2 separate regions of the Homo sapiens genome follow, and region 2 is linked to region 1. The links are chromatin contacts, found by Hi-C in ENCODE. All regions are on one chromosome and are shown on one strand. The core of a region is the stretch at or near the end of the contact, and the rest is flanking DNA. Distances in the headings are between cores, read along the strand shown.

Region 1 (7,626 bases), core at 1,450-3,949:
AATGTACAGACCTCGGTGGAGTACCTGGCACTGAGTAAGTTCACAATCAATGGTGGTTGTGATTATTATCCCCATTTGCCAGATGGGAAGACTGAGGCTCAAAGCAGCTCAGGGACTTGCCTCGGATTACACAATGGGTTGGTGGCAGAACCCCTGGCCTCGGCTTCTCCTGACCCCAGTCCAGTGCTCCTTTCCTGGAGGCTGGACCAAAGATGAACCTGCCTTGGGACACAGCCAGCCCCAGAGTGTCAGAGACCCAAGGTGGCCATCCTGGGTCACACCAGCTCCAATGACAGCTTCTATGTTCTAGCACCTACTGTGCACCAGATGCCATGCCACGAGCTTGTGTGCACCACCTCCAGGAGCCATCACCACCTGTGACACGGGCACTGCGCTATCCCTGTTGTCCAGATACACAAGCTGTGGCTTCGGCAGAGCCGGGATCCACCGCCAGGACTGTCTGGTCCTGGAATCCCGGTTCTCAGCACAGGCTACTGCTGGGCCAAGGTGGGGCTTCTCTAGACTGTAGCGACAGCTCCCAGGCGCCTTCTCCCTATGTGTTCATCTTCTCCTTCAAGGAGAGACGGCAATATGGCACCCAGACCTCCACCGTGGATCCTAAGTCTTCTGGACACCAGACAAGTTTCCCCTGCAGGGCGGGGTTCCTTTCTCACATCTGGAAAAGGGGGGTGGGGGAAGGAGGGAAGAAGAAACATCAGCCCTAGCCCCTCCCTCCCTTCAGCCAGCACAGGGCCGCAGTGGGGGCTCAGGCTGCTAGGCGATGGTGGCAGGAAGGAGGTTTGAAGCATGCGGTCCCCCTTCCCCGCACACCCTGTCTACATTCCCATCTGGTCAGCCTGCTCGCTGAAAGTTGAAGTCCGCCTTGTACAAAAAACAAAAGCCTCCCCTTTCCAATGCAGAAAGCCCCAGAGACCGGGGCCACTCCGCTTGCCTTCTCTCTTGGCCAGTGTGGCCAGGACAGGGGCCGGGGAAGTGACAGCTGCCCTGCTCAGGGGAGAGAGATCCCAGTCCTGGCTCGGGTCCTCTCTGGGGCCATACCCCAGGAGCAGCTCGCGGAGCCTGTCCCCGCTGACTCCCACCGGCTCCCGCCTCGCCCGGCAGCCCAGGCCCCGCGACCCCTCCCCCTAGGACCTCCCAGCCTGGCCATCCGAGATGACCTTTGCCCCTTCCCCACAGAAGCCCAGACCTCTGACCCTTATTAAAAACAAACCAAACAAAATCTGGAGAGAAAAAAAATTCTCCACAAACACCTGAGAGATGATCGCGTGTCCCCGGCGCACGTACACACACACACGAGCACACACACCCCAGCCTCAGACACGCGAGGCCGCCTCCACATAAACACGCTGCTGGAGGGCGGGTTTTGTTTATGAAACGTCCAGGTTTCTCTCAACTTTGGGACGGGTGTGGACTGTTTCAGAGTTTTCTGCGGGATGAGGGAGCCTGCGGGCGGCAAGGATGTATTTTCTGCTTTGTGCTCTTTGCTGGTTCAATCCGGGGAGGGGGATACGTGAACAAAAGGACCAGGAAACCCAGGAAGGGGGCCCCGGGGCAGCACCCCCACCCCCAGGGGAGGTCGGGCTCCGGGAGGGCAGCCCCGGGGCCTGGGAAGCCCGGACTGGGCCTGAGCTCCGGAGGGCAGGGCTGCTAGCCCGTGTCCCCTCCGCGTCCCCGCGCTGGGCCCAGGGTCTGTCGCTTCGAAAACGTCTGGGACCGCTGGGCCGGGGTTCCTGCCCCCTCCTCTCCTGGCCTACAGCGCCTGGAAACCAAGGAATCCGCCCGGAACAATGGCAGGGCGGCTTTCCAAAGGCAAACAAGGAACGATTTGGCTTTTCCTTCCCCCGGCCCCCGAACCACCACCTAAGCGGGCGGCAGGGGCAGGTCTGGGGGTCCAGGTGGCCCCGGCGCGGCGACGGGACACACCCGCGACGCCCTCGTGGGCCAGGCCCCGCTGCGCATGCGCGGGTTGGGGCGCAGGCGGCCGCGGCCGCCCGCGCAGCCTCGCTCTGGCCCGGTCTCCGTGGCAACGGGCTGGGGGGAGGGGCCGGGCGGCGCGGGCCGCGGTGGCTGCTATTTCTGCCGCTTCCTGTTCCTCGTGGCCACGTCGCCATGGCAACGGTGTTACTCACCGCGGCCGCTTCCCGGCTCGGCTGGCGCGCGTGACCCCGGCCGCTCGCGCCCCCTCGTCTCTCACTTGCTGTGTTTTCCCCTCTTCCCCCGGGCGTCCTCCTCCTGCACCCCGGGTCCCCCAAGCAGCGCGCCCCGGTGCCCCCCACCCTTCCCCCTCCTCCCCGGTGCCCACGGCCCGGGACGAGGGGGAGGGAGATTGATGGGGGACGCTTATTAAAAAACATTGTAACCGTTTCCGTTTTTATTACGTTGACAAGGGAGCGTTATTTACTGTTATTGTTTGCCGAGCGGGCCGCGCCGGAGCTCGGGCGGCCCCCCGGGAGCTCACCTTCAGGCCGCGGCGGGCGGGGGCCGGGGCGGGGGGCAGGGCGAGAGCAGGGGGCGTCGGGCGGCCGCGCACCCCGGGGCCCTGCTCCTCGCCCCTTCCCCCGCCACCCCGTCCGGGCCCCGCGGCGGGGCGCGTTGGCGCGGGGAGGGACTGCAGAGGCCCGGTGACTCGCGTTGAAGGAGAAAGGCAACAAAAAATAAAAAAGGAACAGATGACTTCATTCTCGGGAAGGCTCCGTCCTACACGGACCAATTTCCTGGGGACTGTGGTGGAACAGCCCTGCTGCCGTTGGAAGCACTTAAAACTAAACCAGATAAAGACCAGAACATTCTGGGCCCTGCTGAACCAAGCCAGGGCAGGCTGCCGGGGCATGCAATTTCTGGCCACATGGGGAGGTGGGTGGCCTCCCTCCACCCTCAAAGGGCGCCTGGCTTCCAGTGTCCCAAGATTGCGGGTCCTGTGGGGAGGTGTCCACCGGGATCAGATGGGCCTGAAGGACGCCCCCAAGCCCCTGCTGGGATGTTAATGTCATCCTGCTAATTAAAGTTTGTGATTCTGTTCCTAACTCAGCTCCCCACTCTTGGACATTATCAGCTCAAATGCATACAGTTGCTGCTCTGGACAGGGAAGCCAGAGGAAAAAGCCTCTGCAGTGCACACCATACCATGGGTTCAGAAAAACAAATGTTGGCCGGGCACGGCCCGCCTGTAATCCCAGCACTTCGGGAGGCCGAGGCAGGAGGATCACTTGAGGCCAGGAGTTTGAAACCAGCCTAGTCAACATGGCAAAACCCAGTCTCTACTAAAAATACAAAAATTAGGCGTGGTGGTGCACGCCTGTAATCCCCGCTACTAGGGAGGCTGAGGCATGAGAATCACTTGAACCTGGGAGGTAGAGGTTGCAGTGAGCCAAGATCATGCCACTGCACTCCATCCTGGGCAACAGAGCAAGACTCCATCTCAAAAAATAAAAATAAAAAAGTGTTTACACTTACAAGCAACTCCTAGTGAACAACCCAGGTTTTGGAAACAACTTTCAGAGACCCCTTTAGCCTGTTTCATGTTTTCTTTTTCTTTTTCTCTTCCAAGGACATGCGGTTAGCCTTTGGTCACGGAGACCTTTGCCCTTTCAAGATAAAGTGATCTTCAGCTCTCTTCCCAGCACCAGCCGCTCTCAGCTGCACAGCCCTCCCTGAATGTGTGAACCAAAGTCACTGGTTCCAAGAAGAAAGAGCATCCTCCATCCCCACCCCACCCCCACCCCCACCCCACCCCACTCCCACCCCATCCCACCCCAGCGCTTGTGGAGTGTAAGACAGAGGTTCCCAGCCCTGAGATACGGACAGGCATCGGGCAGGCCTATACCTCCCTCCACGCCGAGTCACCAGCACTCACCCCACAGGCTGACCGTCCACGCAGAGCTGGTGGTGGGTTCAGAGGGTTTAGCTGATGCGAGAGTCGGAGCCCTGGGCAAAGTTTGTGACAAAATGACAGTAGACACCCAGTGTTGCAGAACCCCAGATCTGGGAGGACTTCGGAGATTACCCAGACCAACTACCCCCACTTCTTGTTTTACAGTTGGGCAAACTGAGGCCTGGAGAGGGGAAGGAGATGGGGCTAAGATGCGCCACCAGCTGGTGATAGAGCCTAGATGGGACCGTGGCGCTGTGCCTTCCATTCAGGTGCTGGTTGCCCCACTCTTTCATCTGTGGAATTATCTGTATGATCAGAAGTTTGGGGCTGGGGGCAGGACAACTGTCAGTCAGGGGCCACTGTCGCCAGAGTGCTAGGGTTCAAATCCTTCCTTCTCAGCGAAGCCTTGGGCCAGCGAGTTCTTCTCTCCAAGACTTGGCCTCTTTATGTGTTAAGTAATGGGGGTAATAACTGACCCTGGGCCGGGCGTGGTGGCTCACGCCTGTAATCCCAGCACTTTAGGAGGATGAGGAGGGCGGATCACTTGAGGCCAGGAGTTCAGGACCAGCCGAGTCAGCATGGTGAAAACCCATCTCTCCTAAAAATACAAAAATTAGCTGGGCGTGGTGGCGGGCACCTGTAATTCCAGCTACTTGGGAGGCTGAGGGAAGAGAATCACTTGGACCTGGGAGGCAGAGGTTGAAATGAGCAGAGATTGCGTCACTGCACTCCAGTCTGGGTGACAGAAAGAGACTCCGTCAAATAAATAAATAAATAAATAAATAACAGAGCCTGCTCTGAGTTTGTCTTAAGGAAGAAAGGCCATGACGCAGGTGAGGGCCCTGGACTGACCTGGTACTTTCTAGAACTTAACTGATGCAACCATGGCGATGCTGGTGGTGGTGGTGGTTGTAGTGGGTTAAATGGTGCACCCCCCAACCAAATATGTCCACACCCTAATCCCTGGAACCTGTGAATGTGACGTTATTTGGAAAAAAGGGTCTTTGTTGATGTCATTAAGTTATGGATCTTGGGAGGAGGTCACCCTCGATGACCTAAGTGGGGCCTAAATGTCATCACAAGTGCCTACGGAAGAGGAGAAGCTGTGTGTAGACGTAGGCAGAGGGTGGAGTGATGCAGCCACGAGCCAAGGAGCACCTAGAGCTGCCAGAAACTGGAAGCAGCAGGAAGGGTCCTCCCCGAGCCTGCTGAAGACCTTTGGCCTTCAGAACAGCAAGAGAATCATCTGTGTTGTTGTAAGCCACCAGGTTTGTAGTGATGTGTTCCTCAGCCGTAAGGAAGGAAACAAATACAGGAGTGTTGAGGTTGAGGATGAGGATAGGGTGATGATAATGATGGTGGTTGTGATGTTGATGGTGGTGATGGTGATGGTGGCTGTGATGTTGATGGTGGTGGTGATGCTGATGGTGGTGGTGATGGTGATGGTGGTGGTGGTGATGGTGGTGATGCTGATGGTGGTGGCGGTGGTGATGGTGATGTTGGTGGTGGTGATGCTGATGACGGTGGTGATGCTGATGGTGGTTGTGATGTTGGTGGTGATGCTGATGGTGGTGGTGGTGGTGGTGGTGATGCTGATGGTGGTTGTGATGGTGATGGTGGTGGTGGTGTTGATGGTGGTGGTGATGCTGATGGTGGTGGTGATGTTGATGGTGGTGGTGATGTTGATGGTGGTTGTGATGCTGATGGTGGTGGTTGTGATGTTGATGGTGGTGGTGATGCTGATGGTGGTTATATTCTCCTGCTAGAGCCGTCTGACGGTTCCAGAGGCCCGAGGTCCACAGTAAGGGCGTGGGCAGGACCATGCTGCCTCTGAAGGCCCCGGGGAAGCCTCCGTCCCAGGCTTCTCTCCAGCTTCTGGCAGCCTTGGCGTGTGGCTGTGTCACTCCTGTCCTCCGGTCCTCCCATCCTTCTGCCCTTCATCTTGACGTCATCTTCATTCTGCCATGTCTGTTCACCTTTCCCCTTTTTATAGGAACCTCACTCTTATTGGATTAGGGCTCCCCAACGACCTCACCTTAACCTGGTTACCTCTGTAAAGACCACACAAAGCCGCATTCTGAGGGACTGGAGTTAGGACTTGAGCCTATCTTTTTTTTTTTTTTTTTTTTTTTTAAGACGGAGTTTTGCTCTTGTTGCGCAGGCTGAAGTGCATTGGCGCAGTCTCGGCTCACTGCAACCTCCGCTTCCTGGATACAGGCAATTCTCATGCCTCAGTCTCCCAAGTAGCTGGGATTACAGGCACCCGCCAACATGCCCAACTAATTTTTTGTATTTTTAGTAGAGCTGGGGTTTCACCATTTTGGCCAAGCTGGTCTGGAACTCCTGACCTCAGGTGATCTACCCGCCTCGGCCTCCTAAAGTGCTGGGATTACAGGCATGAGCCACCGCGCCTGGCCGAACCTATCTTTCGGGGGGACACAATTTCCCTCACAATAGTGGTGATAATGGAGGTGATGGCAGTTGGTCATGGAGGTGATGATTGTAGTCATGGAGATGACAGTGACCGCCATGGTGATGGTCCTAGGCCTCAGTCCTGGACCCCCAAACCCTGCAGCTGCTCCTTGGGGTGCAGTGGTTAGTTCAGAGGGTCTCTGGGGGTCCAGAGCCTGTTCTCAGCGGTGGAGAGCAGGGTTGGATTGTCAGCTGAAGGAGCAGAGAGGTGAGAAAGAAGATCCCAGGGTGCTATTGCCAAGTTAGTGTCCCTTTTGCACCCTTCTGAAGCTCTGCCAGCCACCAGCGGTAAGATCTGTGCAAGCCCTCTAACCTCTGTCAGCCGCTGGTTGAGACGTGGGGTTGTGGAGGGAGCCCCTCAGCCCCAGGCCTCTGGGAGTCTGGGATGGCACCCGGTGGAGACATGGGAGCTCAGCCGCCTTGGCCAAGAGGGCGTCCATTGGGGTGAGAGGACAGCGAGGCTGGGGGGCAGGTATGGGTGAGAGAGCTCTCCCTGCTTCTCTGCACCTGACTTGTCCCTGTCACGTGCAAGCCCTTGCTATTTTTATACACAGCTAAGTCAGTGCTTGTCTCTGGCCCCACCCCGCTGCCAGAAACCTCCCAGAGGGTAGGGACCATGATCCGAACGTCTTTGAGTTGCCCAGAGCATGACCAGGTCCTGCACAAATGCAGAGTGAACCTGGACTGTTTTTTTCTGGAAGAACAGCAAGTGCCTCCCTTGTCCCTCCATCTGGGCACTACGGAGATAAGACCGGAGAAGCCAGCTGCTTTTGGATGGGATCTTTCTCTGCCAGGCCCTGGGCTACCCAAGGAAGCTGGGCAGAACCGCAAAGTCAGCCTGGCCTGGCCTTTCTTCTGGAGCCCACGGAGCGTGGTAACCATGGCAGCAGGAAGACAGAGCCCGGAGGACAGAAAGCCCACTGGTCTTTGGTCTTTGACGGAAGCCAGGCAGGAGCAGGCCACTGTTTGTTGTTGTTGTTTTTTCTTATTAGACATAATCACATCAACCCTCTCCTCAATCTATCTTCCTCTAGTTTTTGCCGACCAATAATGGTAATAATAGTCATAGTTAGCATTCATTCGTTTGTCCAATCAATATTTATGAGCACAGACTCTTGCCAGGCACTCTTCTATACAACAGGAGACATTGAACAGAAAAGCCAAGTTCGAGCCTTTTCAAGGCTGACATTCTGGGAAAGAAAGACAAAGAACCAGGAAACTAATGCTAGGATCCAGGGAGCAGGGTGAGGGGCTAGAGCAGAG
Region 2 (7,626 bases), core at 1,985-4,484, 1.2 Mb before region 1:
TGCTCACGGGTGATGACAGGTGCTACTAAGTTATCAATGGTAGACCTTCTAGGAACATTTAAAAATATTTTTAGGAGAATGGAACAACATAAACCAGACTTGGATCTACTCATCCAGAGGTCCCCTTGTAACCTAGGCAGACAGTCAGTATAGAAGTGCAGAGGACGGCTGTGGAACAGGATGAACTACTCAGGATTTTGTCTTATCTGAACTAGTTGAAGAAACACTACTTCTGCTAACCAGCCAATGACTTGGGAAAAGTAGACAGATGTTTTTTAATATCCAGCAGTTTTTAGATCTTCATCCATGGAACTGAATGAGATCACATTTCTTTCTTTTTCTTTTTCTTTTTTTTTTTTTGAGACAGTGTCTCACTCTGTCACTCAGGCTGGAATGCAGCGGAGCAATCACAGCTCACTGCAGCCTTGATCTCCATGCTCAAGCTAGCCTCTTGCTTCAGCCTCCCAAACAGCTGAGACTGCAGGGGTGGGCCACCACATCCAGCTAATTTTTTTAATTTTTAGTAGAGACAAGGTCTCGCTATGTTGCCCAGGCTGGTATCAAACCCCTGAGCTCAAGCCATCCTCCTACCTCAGCCTCCCAAAGTGCTGAGATTACAAGCATGAGCCACTGTGACTTGCCCAGATCACATTTCTACTACCCTATAGAATGGATGTAAATTACCTGCTTGTGCCAAACATTAACTCACTAGACTTCACACTGCTGGAGAAAATGTTTACATTTTATTTGACATCTTCAGAGACTTCTTTTCAATCTAAGAATACCATGCTCAGAGTAAACTAACAACTGATGCACTTTGCTGCAGAGTCCAAAGGATATACACGGAGGCTTCAAGATGTCAGAGGGAAAGCCTAGTTGATAAGGTGTTGGACTTCACACACCAAACTTAATAGAAACTGCAGGTTCAAATCCCAGCAGGGTCAACTGAGAGTATTACGATCTGCTAGAAAAACTGAGCGTGAGACACTTTACTGCTCTTTGACAAATTTAAGAGGGCCTTCCAGACTGTCTCTGGAGTTTATGAGGAGACATAAAAGGGGAAAAAGCTTTGCGTTTAAATAAATATACTGTCTTTTAGTTCTGTTTAATGGGGAGAAAAATCACATCTCTGTAACATGCTGTGTATATAACAAAGAAACAGAACTATCACCTTCCAGATACCCAAATGAGATCCTTACAGTAAGTTTACCATCAGCATACAGTATTACAGATTTCTAACATTCCGTTCTTGCCCAATGCAAATCTATATACAATAAACCTAAAATTACCCACCAACCTGGTTTTTCTTTAGTTTTTAAAGGCCATCAAATCCTTGGAGATAGTATGGACCTCCAGCTGTTAACATTCAGAAGGAACACACTTACAGCCCTGTCTCCATTGGGCTTATTACTGCTCCAGTCAATGGTGCATTTCAGAGCTGAGAACAATTCCAATGAAGTTTTCACTGCTAGTAGTAAACACCACTGCTTCAACAATCCACATTAGGTCAGCATTTACCAGAGGGTCTCCCTCTGGAGCAGGTTGTCCAAGAATATGAGTTCAACCACTGGCTCAAGAGAAGCGGAATGTCTTCTCAATGGTTCAAAATTCACTTTATGTTCAACTACAGGCCTTCTGCAAACTGAGGATCTGAGCCCTTTAGGGCAGTGACTATAATTCTTCCCGGACATAGAAGGCCAACAAGGTGACTGTCACACATCAGCACAGAGCGAAAGCCATTACATATTAGTAGCCAGTGAGAAACAAGGTTCAGGACCCTGTACTGTAGAGGAGAGCACTGTAACACGCCAGCAAGCAGAGTGGTGGAAGGGGAGCTGGGTGGCATGTTCATCCATTACAGCCATGGGTGGATCTGAAGTCTAAGTAAGATGGATACTCACTACTGTACTGGTTGGCAGCTAGGCAGTAAAGTAACAATTCATCAGATAAAATTTTAGGTGGAACCACAGGTTTGGAAAGTTCTGGGATCCAATATAATGTCTATAGGAGCATCAATATATAACATGAAAAGTCAGTTATCAGGGAAACAGGTAGGGTTCCCTCCCCTGGAATACTGGAAAGAGATGTAAAGACCATATCTTCAAGCGCCCGAGTGAAGACCTTCTTCTAATACAATGACTCCTGTGGCTTTCTGTTAGGAATCAAGCAGTAATTAGTTATAGCCCAACTTTTAAAGTATCAGTGCGCTTACAATTACATAAGAAGAGAGGAGGACATAAGACACTTAACCGAGGAAGCTGAAGTGTTAGGGCTGACTTGTAAGTAAGTTTTAGATACAAATGAAGAACACGTTCTGTTCTAAGTACCATGCCAGAAGCCAGTAAGTATTTTTGGCAGGTCCCATATTCACTCTCTGGGGAAGCCTGGAGCCTTCTAAAACCCAGTTAATTTAACTTTGATTAAATGCACGACATTGTCAGACAGTAAAGTTTCAATGTCGGAATGAGGCCATATCATTCTCCCCAGTAGAGGCAAGCTTGCCATGAGAAATTTCTACATCTTGGGGACCACCCCCACACATGTAACACCTCCCTCTCTCACCTCTCCAAAGAGCACCCTCACATATAAGATGCCCTCGAGTTCCTTCTACTCAACAGAAAGTCTAAAGACGATGTTCCCCAAGTTTTAACAAGCTACTGGGCGTCAGACAGCTGCTTTATGTCTACACCCAGATCCTCCCCGTGGGCTTCCCGGACCCCTCCCCTCGCGAGGTTCAGAACCCCGCGCTAGCTACACTGTGGGTCCAGGCTGGCCGCTGGGGCACGATGGGGCCAGACGCTCTAAGCAAACCCTTTCCCAGCGACTTCAGGCACCTGGGAGACCCGCCCGACAGGCCGGGCCTGGGCCTCGCAGTGGCGCCTTATCCCCCCGGCTCCTCCCGGCTGTAGGAACTCCACGGAACGGCCCGGCCCGGCTGAGACGTCGGTTCAGGCTGCCTCCCGCCCCCCAGGCCCGAACCCCTCTTCCCCGCCCGCCAGGCCCCGCCTCGGGATCTCGTGCTCCTGCCAGCCGGCTGCGCCCGTACCTGCCGGACCCGGTGCAGGGCATCCACGAAGCCCTCGGCCTTCATCCCCACAGGAGCGCTCTGCCCCTGCACCAGCTCCGCCATTACCGCCCCCGCCGCCGTCGCCGCCGCCGCCGACGCCGCCGACGCCGCCGCTCGGCTCCCCGGTCCGGCCTCCCGCTCCGCTTGGGGACCCGTAGCCGGAAAAGGAAAGTCGCCCTACTTCCGGCGGAAGGGAAAGCCGGGACGCTCGCAGCTGGAGGAGTCGCGTCTGCGGGGCGGGGTCAGGGCACGTGACCTTCGACCGATCGGAAGTGGGGGCGGGACGGCAGCGCCGGGGTGGGCTCAGATCGCCAGGCAGCCGTGGGTCTCCAGGGTCCGGTCGCGACCCTTCCCTTCCCGGGCGGGATTTGGTCCAGGACCGTCGATGGCGTCTTGACAGGTCCCCGAGGCTTGGATGTGGTCCCGAGGTGTCCGCTGTCGGCCGTTTGGAATCTCAGAGGGACTGACGTGGCTCTCCCAAGACGGCACCCCGAACAGTCGTGGTTCATCAAAAGCCTGGTCCTGGGTAGCCCCTCCCTGAAATGGCTGTTGGTTGGGAATTTGGGGGCTGAGCGCTTTGAAAGGGCATTGGGACAGCATCACAGAATGTCAGTGTCCCACATTTGCGAGGAGTCCCGGGCCCCAGTTCTTACACTGCAGTTTGCATGAGGATGGGCCACCGCCACTTCCGCCTGGGGTTGTCTGGTGATGCCCCCAGGAGAGACGCGCCCACTGAAAAGCCAGCGTGGTGTCCTCTTACACGGTCCTTAACAAACTCTGGGACTCTGGGGGTGCAGGAAATACCACAGGACCGTCATTACTCCCATACCGGCTGAGTCACAACTGTATTGCAGGAGGCTTCTTGGAACGCCTATGTAACTTTAATGGAAGTGACCAGGTACAGATCTTCTACAGCAAGGAAGGAATCTTAGTGCTAGAATTCAGTTGAGCCTTTGAGTTGGCTCTTCTTATAAGTGAGCAAACAAGTAACAAGGTTTAGGGGGCGCCCATTTTTGTGTTAGCACGATTGCCCTCGTGTTTAATATTTCCCAAGCCCTATTATGATAAGGAGTTGGACTTAATGAAGAACCATGTTGTCAAACATCTTATGCCCATCTTGAAGTTGTGAAGGAGGATGAGCACCAAGAAAAGGAAATAAATAAAATCCAATACGGGCCGGGTGCGGTAGCTCACGCCTGTAATCTTAGCAGTTTGGGAGGCCAAGGCAGGCAGAACTCTTGAGCCCAGAAATTCAAGACCAGCCTAGGCAGCATAGTGAGACCCCGTCTCTACAAAAAATATAATTAGCTGGGCGTGGTGGCAAACACCTGTAGTCCCAGCTACTTGGGAGGCTGGAGTGGGAGGATCACCTGAGCCCTGGAGGTCAAGGCTGCAGTGAGCTATGATCACGCCACTGCAGTACAGCGTGGGTGACAGAGCAAGACCCTTTCTTGGGGAAAAAAGTCCCATATAACTTTCCTTGATGACCCCACCCTCACCCCTCACTGTGTCATTATGCCAAGAGAGCTTTGGGCATTCTAAAGAAGTATGAGGAATACTTGACCAATAACCAAAGTATAGTTATTTATTTGTTAATGACTTCTTTCCTAGACTGTGAGTTACTTTAGAGCAGAGACTTATTTTTCCCTGTATCCCTAGGGTGTGGCACATAGTAGGTGCTTAGTAAACTTATTTTGCATTCAATAATGCCAAGTAGAATAATTCATAGATTATGGCAAAATAAAAGAATTTGGCAAAATTGCAAGATTGAAGATTGCTTTCAGAAAAAATGTTCCAACCCCTGTTCAAAAGTACATAGCTTGCTGTGTTGTTGAAGTGCCAGCACGAGGAGGACCATGCCAACACATCCATTTATTGCCCATTCTGGGTGTGTTGAGCGTTTTAAGTTTGCTATGCTTGTAAAAATCAAGGAATGGCAATGGTATCAACTTTCATGAACACAGTCGTTCAGCTGAACCAAGTATCAGTGATAACTTCTGTTTTGAATTTTAGAAATATATCTCTGAGGTTAGAATGTTGATTCATGCATATTCCAGCTGGCTTTCCCTATGAGTATAAATAGGGAAAACAAGGCTATTGGCCCAAATGTAAGTTGTATTCCAAGGTTTGGTCCAAAGACCAGAGAATCCCTAAGTAGGAAGACAGTTTTGTTTTCCCCTCTTTTACTGGTTAACTTTGAGCAGGTCACTTATATTTGGGGGCACAGAAGATGAAGATGACCCTGAGCTTGTCATGTTCACTGTTAATTGTTCTACTAACACCCTAGACTTCATCATCTTGTTATAGCACTTATCACAGTTGCTTTTAAATCATCATGCAGTTATATGTTTATTGTCTGCCTTTTCCACTAGAATAAAGCCTCTGCTGACATAAGGTCTATGTTTGTCTTGTTAATTGCTCTCCCTACCACCTAGCACCAATGCCTGGCATTTGGTTGGCTCTCAGTATTTGTGAAATGAATGAATGAGATGATCTTGTCCAAAGAAGACAGGGAAAGATTCTTAGAGGTTAAAAAAGAAAAATTCGGCCGGGTGTGGTGGCTCACACCTGTAATCCCAGCACTTTGGGAGGCCGAGGCGGGCAGATTACCCGATGTCAGGAGTTCAAGACCAGCCTGACCAACATGGTGAAACCCCATCTCTACTAAAAATACAAAAAGTAGCAAGGCGTGTGGAGGGCACCTGTAATCCCAGCTACTTGGGAGGCTGAGACAGGAGAATCGCTTGAACCCAGGAGGCGGAGGTTGCAGTGAGCTGAGAATGTGCCATTGCACTCCAGCCTGGGCAAGAAGAGCAAAACCTTGTCTCGAAAAAAAAAAAAAAAAAAGCCGGGTGCAGTGGCTCACAGGCGGATCACCTGAGGTCAGGAGTTGAAGACCAGCCTGGTCAACATAGTGAAACCCTGTCTCTACAAAAAAATACACACACACAAAATTAGCCAGGCTTGGTAGCGGGTGCCTGTAATCCCAGCTACTCGGGAGGCTGAGGTGGGAGAATCACTTGAACCTGGGAGGTGGAGGTTGCAGTGAGCCGAGATCGTGCCACTGCACTCCAGCCTGGGCAACAGAGCAAGACTCAGTCTAAAAAAAAAAAAAAGAAAAGAAAAATCCACATACTGTGGTTGTGACTAGTTTTGCAAACCATTCCTATTGATAACATTGCAATGCCTCTAGATATTACCAACTAGAAGCCACGCTAAAATGAAACTGTATCAATGAGGAGAGTCTAGGTTATGCTACAGTAACAAGCCTTAAAACCTCAGTAGCTTACAACAATACAGGTTATTTCTCACTGGATACATGAACATGGTGTTGCCTCCACTACGTGTCCTGTTTACTCTTCAGCCAAGGCTGATAGCAGCCTCTGTCTGGAACATTAAACTTTATCAGGGCAGAGGAAGAAGCGAGTGACAAAGCACGAACTGGTTTTTAAAGCTTCTTCCTCAAATGCTAGGCACTACTTTTGTTCATGTTTTATTGGTTGAAGAATGTTTGCCTGTTGTCAATAAGATGCAGAAGTATGAAGCATACATTGGCTTTTAAAGCTTTTGCCTAGAAGTTGGTGGCATATGGCACTTCTGCTCACATTTAATTGGCCAAAGCAAGCCGTGGCCAAGCACTGATCAAGTGGCAGAGAAATATAGTCCATCTCCAGGGAGAAACAGCAAATATGTTTGAATAGTAACATGATTTTTCAAATACATCAAGAGAAAAAAATAAGCATGGAGAATGTTGTACAGTAGATTTTAAAGGATATAACATGGGTGGTTTCCAGAATTCGTTAACTACCCTAAAGACCCTCAGCATCTGGTCATTTGTAATTTGGGGAAGCTTTGCCTTGCCATCCCAAGATCTGCGTTGTTTATATCTCTGAGGCAGAAATAGCTTATAGCGATAAATCGTGAGTGAGAGAATTCTCCATTTAGAGATTTTCACAGGTCCCCAGAGCAGACCTTTTCCAATGTCAAGTGTCCACTGGAATTTCAAGTGCAGACTAAGGAGCATGTCAGCATGAAATCTGAAAATTTAAAAATAGAATTATTAAGACTCTCCAACACTGACTGAGGGATACAGGCATGCCTTGGAGCAATAGGAGTGATCCAATGATTGGAATAGTTCTCTTTGTCTTAGCATCTGAGAGTAAATTAGAATCTACCTTTAATAGGGAATGCATATGTATATGTATATATGTAATTGTCACTTAGTGATGGGACTATGTTCTGAGAAATGGATCATGATGTGAACATCTCAAAGCATACTTACACAAACCAAGATAGTATAGCCTACTACAACACCTAGGCTATATGGGGTAGGCTATTGCTCCTAGGTCACAAACCTGTACAGCATGGTACTATATGGACTACTGTAGGCAGTTGTAACACAGTGGTAGGTATTCATGTATCTAAACATAGAAAAGATACAGTAAAAATACAGTGTTATAATCTTTTTTTTTTTTTTTTTAGACCGAGTCTTGCTCTGTCTTCCAGGCTGGAGCGCAGTGGCATGATTGTGGCTCGCTGCAACCTCCACCTCCCGGCTT

Evidence for each region. A loop is a pair of places that touch in the nucleus more often than their neighbours do. Pooled maps may share reads with other maps.
Region 2: a loop to region 1 is called in a pooled map, with 8 times the contacts of the local background. The contact joins the promoter of FUBP3 here to the enhancer-like site in region 1. A Hi-C loop is called at or near these places in 2 of 37 single-sample maps with no recorded cell type and 2 of 50 pooled maps.

Annotation. Positions count from the first base shown.
Region 1 is chr9:129,408,269-129,415,894 of GRCh38, reverse strand. No RefSeq gene overlaps it. Among named protein-coding and RNA genes, the nearest start is that of LINC01503, 75 kb to the right of the region's middle. RefSeq lists an enhancer at 191-1,010 and silencers at 1,592-1,731, 1,872-2,081, 2,192-2,361, 2,382-2,461, 7,591-7,626. Within about 2 kb of position 2,699, at least 41 of the 41 ENCODE cell types and tissues checked have a DNase peak (open chromatin) inside an H3K27ac peak, as active enhancers do.
Region 2 is chr9:130,575,185-130,582,810 of GRCh38, reverse strand. It overlaps FUBP3 (far upstream element binding protein 3), which reads right to left and starts at 3,234. Exons shown (of 19, transcript NM_003934.2): 1 at 3,047-3,234. The coding sequence starts at 3,130. It overlaps LOC100272217 (a long non-coding RNA gene), which reads left to right and starts at 3,317. Exons shown (of 1, transcript NR_027440.1): 1 at 3,317-5,461. It overlaps LOC124902286 (a long non-coding RNA gene), which reads right to left and starts at 2,971. Exons shown (of 2, transcript XR_007061818.1): 1 at 2,563-2,971; 2 at 725-2,152. RefSeq lists a silencer at 2,917-3,286.